Linked DNA regions of Homo sapiens: region 2 is linked to region 1. The links are chromatin loops, found by intact Hi-C in ENCODE. Cell type or tissue: IMR-90. All regions are shown on one strand. Links, peaks and the distances in the headings refer to the core of each region. The heading gives the core; the rest is flanking DNA. Region 1 overlaps TBXAS1 (thromboxane A synthase 1). Region 2 has its middle 5.2 kb from the start of TBXAS1.

The links. A loop is a pair of places that touch in the nucleus more often than their neighbours do. Peaks named below come from ENCODE experiments on the same cell type or tissue, not always from the same donor. Only the 100,000 strongest peaks of a DNase experiment are listed, where the experiment ranks them.
Region 2: a loop joins it to region 1, with 2.8 times the contacts of the local background. A loop is called at or near these places in 7 of 110 quality-filtered maps.

What each region holds. Positions count from the first base shown.
Region 1 is chr7:139,993,542-139,996,453 of GRCh38, reverse strand. All of the region lies in intron 9 of TBXAS1 (thromboxane A synthase 1), which reads right to left. Among named protein-coding and RNA genes, the nearest start is that of PARP12, 68 kb to the left of the region's middle. In IMR-90, for the core only: no CTCF peak of the experiment used is centred there; a DNase peak (open chromatin) is centred at 1,283; H3K27ac peaks cover 1,470 bases.
Region 2 is chr7:139,822,581-139,825,492 of GRCh38, reverse strand. It overlaps a transcript of TBXAS1 not described here. Among named protein-coding and RNA genes, the nearest start is that of TBXAS1, 5.2 kb to the left of the region's middle. In IMR-90, for the core only: no CTCF peak of the experiment used is centred there; a DNase peak (open chromatin) is centred at 1,442; H3K27ac peaks cover 1,634 bases.

The DNA.
Region 1 (2,912 bases), core at 163-2,662:
TGGTATCGCACAGACGGGGATGAGTCCTCTGGGATAGGGGTAAGAAAAACAAGCACAGAGCCAAGCATTGAACCTTAATGCTTCCCAGGGGAAGGTGGCAGGGCAACTGGAAAGTAAGGGACCCTGGAAAACATCTCAGATCTCCTGGACAGTGCCTGGGAGATTCAAGACTAAGAGAGACCATTGATGGCTGGCACGGTGGCTCACGCCTGTAATCCCAGCACTTTGGGAGGCTGAGGTGGCAGGATTGCTTGAGGCCAGGAGATCGAGACCAGCCTGGACAACATAGTGAAACCCCATCTCTAAAAAAAAAAAAAAAATGCCAGACATGGTGGTGTGCACCTGTAATCCCAGCTACTCGGGAGGCCGAGGTGGAAGGATCACTTGAACCTAGGAGTTTGAGGCAGAGTGGACTATGATTGCCAGTAATAATAATGATAATAATGAAGAAGAAGACGCGCCATTATATTTGTCAACTGTGGCAGGGACAAGGCCAAAACCAAGTCAGTGGGGTCGCAGGATGAGTAGTTAGAGAGGGGATGAATGAGAGGGAGCGAGGGGAGACTGGCAGACTGCTTCTACCAGGCACACTGAAAGAATTTGGGAGAACAGAACAAACTGAAGGGAGGCAGGAGCGCATCATCACCCATCTGCAGGGTGAGCCCATGGCCAAGGAAAAGGCAGTGCTGTGCCATGCAGTTGTGGGGGTGGAGCCAGGCCCCATGGCATCAGTCCCAGAAAGAAAGATTCTGACTCCACGTGGGGCAGGATTTTCAAAGGACTACAACTTCACAATGCAATAGGCAAGCCCAGGTCCACCGGGGCTTTTCACACGAGGTTATGGAGCATCTGAAAAGGTCGCTGTGGGATATTCATAGGTCCCTCATCAACAGGAGAGCCACACGAGAGACCCCAAGGTGCCCTCCACCTCTGGACCGGTCTGATGCAGCATGGCCACGCCCCCACCCACCCAGGGACAGCCTCATGACCTTAGCAGATCCTGGTCACTCTGCCAGGCCAAATAAACGTGACGGGAAGGCGGAGAGCCATCAACTTGCCCTCCGCACACCCCTCCTGCATTTCCCATCCCTCATCTTCGTGTGCATCTTGTTGATGATTTGCTGTAGGAGTCAGAGAGCAGGTCACTAGCTGTTTGGGGAAATGGTAAACAAAGATAAGAGCTTTAAGCACTGGAATTTATTTTTTATCCACTGGCCTAAAAGCAACTGCATGTTAAATTTAGAAAGCTGGTGCCAGACCCCTCCCCGCCCCTCCTGCTTCCTGCTCCTCTTACCGCCCATGCTCAAAGCATGGTCTCAGCTGACTATAGAATACGAGATGTGTTTGTAAAGCCCAGGAGTCTTCAGAGGCTGCCTGCCTGGATGTTTATAAAAATGTCTCATCTGAGGGCCTGGGAGAAAGGGGCCGTTTCCTGCGCTCCCCAGCTCTGCTCACCATTCTAGCAGCAGCCATCTCTGCCCAAATATTTACCCAAACGTCCTCCCTGGTCAGGGCCCTGGGTGCATCAGTCCCCCACTGTCGTCAGGTGGGATGCCCGCAAGGGAGGGGGCAGCATTTTCAGCAGACCACCGATGGATTTATTAATAAGGCCTCCCTCACGCCTGGGAATCTATTATTGAACAGCTCTCTTTTCTCCGTGGGTTAAATCCCTTTGCTACCAACTCTAAGAACCTGCAGAAATCCTTCTATTGACCTGGAATTCTGTTGTATTGAATATTGTCTGAAATAAATGAGCCATTGTCTGGGCTCAGAATTTTCTGGGTAGAAAGAGATCTCCACTGTGATGTAATTTATTGCAGCAGGAGTTTTTTTTTTCTTTTTTTCCAGCTCATCCTGAATTCCCTATTGCCCACTCGGTCCATTTTCACAGTCCAGGATATAAGTGGGGAGGGCTAGGCCCAAGCTTAAAAAAAAAGCCTCCTTTGCCCAAGGATGATGTCCAGAGGCCTAAATGGTGACTGGTACCAGATTTTAAGGGCTACTGAGTAACTGAGGTCCATTTGTGTGGCCAGCTTAGAAGAAAAGAGATCAGACCAACACTCTCAGCTGGCATTGGGAGACCAGTCATAGGACAGTAAAAAGGGAAGAGCAGCTGGGCACAATGGCTCACGCCTGTAATCCCAGCACTTTGGGAGGCCAAGGCAGGCAGATCACTTGAGGTCAGGAGTTTGAGACCAGCCTGGCCAACATGGCGAAACCCCATCTCTACTAAAAATACAAAAAATTAGCCAAGTGTGGTGGCAGGTGCCTGTAATCCCAGCTACGCGGGAGGCTGAGGCAGGAGAACCACCTGAACCTGGGAGGCAGAGGTTGCAGTGAGCCCAGATCACGCCATTGCACTCCAGCCTGGGCAACAAGAGCAAAACTTCATCTCAAAAAAAATCAGCTGGGCATGGTTGTGCACACCTGTAATCCCAGCTACTTGGGAGGCTGGGGCAGGAGAATCACTTGAACCTGGGAGGCAAAGGCTGCAGTAAGCCACTGCCCTCCAGCCTGGGTGGCAGAGTGAGACTGTGTCTCAAAAAAAAAAAAAAAAAAAAGAAAGAAAGAAAAAGAAAAAGCAAAGCAAAGCAAACAAAGAGCAGTTCAACCCTCCCATTGGATGGATGAGGAACCACAGCCCAGAGAGGTGAAGTGACTTGCCTAAGCTGCACAGCAAAGGAGGGGGCAGAGGCAGCGTTAGACCTCAGGCCTTGGGATGCGGGTCCAGAGCTGTGCTCACTGCTACATTGCATTGGAGACAGAAGGGTTTAACCACAAAATCCAGGAGGAGAAACTAGGCATCCCATAGCTAGATGGGATTTTTAGTGTTCAATTGATAAGAAATTGTGGAGCATGCTTCTCGGGTCACACTGTGAGAATCTCAAGAAAGACAAGGCCTTGTGGAGAAG
Region 2 (2,912 bases), core at 213-2,712, 170 kb after region 1:
TTCCTCTAATATTCTTGGAGCCCTTCATATGTGATTTGTGATTTGTAGAAACCATAAATGCCATGGAGACGTTACCACACCCATTCTGTGGCTGCGCAGAGTGGAGACAATACTCTGTGAATTGTGGACAGTAAATTAGCCAGGATGGAGTGGAAGGGAAGAAATGAGAGATGCTCGGGGTTTTTACTGGGACAGTAGCATGATGAAGGATGTATTACAATTTTGGTACCTGTGATGCAATACAGGGACACTGATCAGGGTTTTTCTAGGATGAAGGTCAGACAGTTGCCATATTTCCCGTAATTTCACTATTTTCTGTATATTTTTCTTTTACTAATATGTCTATTAAAAAAAAATCAACTCAGGCTGGGCGCAGTGGCTCATGTCTGTAATCGCAGCATTTTGGGAGGCCGAGGCAGGTGGATCACCAGAGGTTAGGAGTTCAAGACCAGCTGACCAACATGGCAAAACCCTGTCTCTACTAAAAATACAAAAATTTGCCAGGCATGATGGCAGGTGCCTGTAATCCCAGCTACTTTGGAGGCTGAGGCAGGAGAATCATTTGAACCCAGGAGGCAGAGGGTGCAGTGAGCCAAGATCACGCCATTGCACTTCAGCCTGGATGATACGGCAAGACTCTGTCTCAAAAAAAAAAAAAAAAAAGAAAAGGAAAAGAAAAAGAAAGAAAAGAAAAAATCAACTCTACACAACTGTACAGAAAATATCCTATAATCCCAACTCCCACTGACAAACTCTGGTCACAAATTAATTCCTATCCTCTTGTATTTTTCCATGCATGCACAGGCATATGTATATTTTTAGTTTTTATGGAAACAAGATCATCATACCTGTGCCATCCTGCAACTGGTCTTTCTCACTTATTGTATAATGAATATGTTTCCTGTTCATATTTAGAGACATAACGCCGTTTGCTGCTTCAGTCCACTGTACAGACGTGTTGTAATTTGTTTAGCCTATCCTCTGCTAAACAGCATTCGAGTTGTTTCCAAGTTTTCTCAACTTCTAATGAGGCTTCAGTGGACATCCTTGTATATATTATTGTGCCCTTGCATGAGGCTATCTCAAGCGACATTCTTAAAAGTGGAACAGCTGGGCCCAAAGATGTGTGTTTCCAAAATGCTGGTAAGTGCTACCCTGTGTACAGGCAGGACCGACTTTCCGTCTCGAGCCATGCGGGGAGGTGCCCACTTGCCCCACTTTGTAGGGCTCCCCACAGAGCTTTGCTTACCCTGTCTCCACTCACTCCAAGTCTTTTTCCCCCACTCCTACTTCCAGGCAGACATCTCCCCTAGAATTGAGTCAACTGTTTTGACTTCAGACTTGTGTTTCTTTTTAAAGCTTTCACTCCATAAATTCTGTGGTATTTCCTTCATGTTCCCTATGTTTAAAAACTGCCCGTGCAGATGTCTAAGTGGTGCCTTCCTTCTCTGCTGAAGGCTCCCAGCTGCTCTGTGCTAAGCCTGACGTCTCTGGCAAGGACTGAGGCAGAGGCTGAAACAGAGGCTGAAAGAGGTGTCAGCAGGCACATTCTCTTTGCCATGAAGGATGCTGGGTAAAGGGACAATGGAGCTTCCTCAGCACCATACAAGTACCAAGAAATTCTCTAACTTTACTCAGCCTCAGAGCAACCCCAGGAAGTAAGTGACCAATACTTTTCATTCCCAGGTTGATAAAACCGGAGCTCAGAGATGTCCCACGACCACCTGAGGTCATACATGTAACACAACCTAGAGGCCAGGCTCAAGCCCGAATCTTTTGGCTTTACATGCAGTGTTTTTTTCCCACTAAATCTAAGATCACATCTTGGTTTAGAATACTCATAGTTCACCGAGCCAGCCCACGGTTATGATATCGTTTATTCTGATGTTTACCTCCAGGGTGCAGAGTGGCTAGAGGGAAGAAAGAGGACGGGTGGTATGAGCTTGGGGTCTGCTTCACCTCCTTACAAAAGATATTAGGGGCCCTTTGGAAGCATGAAAACCTTGGCTACCCCCAATGCAGTCCAGTCTCTTCAATATGATCCTTTTAGGGACTCTGTTCCATTTCTGAGAGCGGGAGATCAGGTTAGGAGGACTCCTCTGTTCCTTCAGTCCTTCTTCTAGAAAACACTTATTGAATAATCACTGGGGACCTGGCAGTAGATGAGAATCCCAGTGTATAAGCCCCACATCTCTCCAACAAGGAGCTCACCTTCCAGGATAAGGAAATAGACATATAATCACCTAAGTTCCGTCCGTCTTATAGTTATGATGGCACACAAATACATGCAGGGCACAGAGCGGACACAAACAGGAGGACAGGAGATCGGCAAAAGGTTTGAATCTAATGACATTTGAGCTTAGACTGTGCAGATGAATTCACCAAGCAGAAGAGAGTAGGATAGATGTGCTTGTCGGAGGGAGCATGGCTGACGCTTGCTCAAAGGCATGGGAAACTGGGGTGAGTGGGGAGGACGGGGAGATATGCAAGGCACTGCGGGCCATACCAAGAAGTTCATCTTTCATGCTAGGGTCAGGGAAAGCCAGAGCAGGAGGTAAAATTGAGCAGCAACGTGATCAGATTGGCTTCTAGAAATATCACTCAGGAGGCAGATTGGATGCTTTCTACCTGACATGAGGACCAGCCAGGAGGCTGCGGGTCAGCTAGGTGGGGGATGACAGCCTGAATAAGGCAGTGGATGTGGAAATGAGCAAGAGAGGGCTGGTTTTTAAGACCACTAGGAAGGCAGAATCCATAGTATTTGGTTGCTGATTGAGTGTGGGGATGAAGAAGAGGGGGACGTCAAGGATCACCCCTGAATGTCCGGCTCTGTTGAGTGAGCCCATGATAGTGCCATACAGTACGACAGGGACTCGGGGAAGGAAGCAAGTGTTAGGAAGCTATCGTGGCTT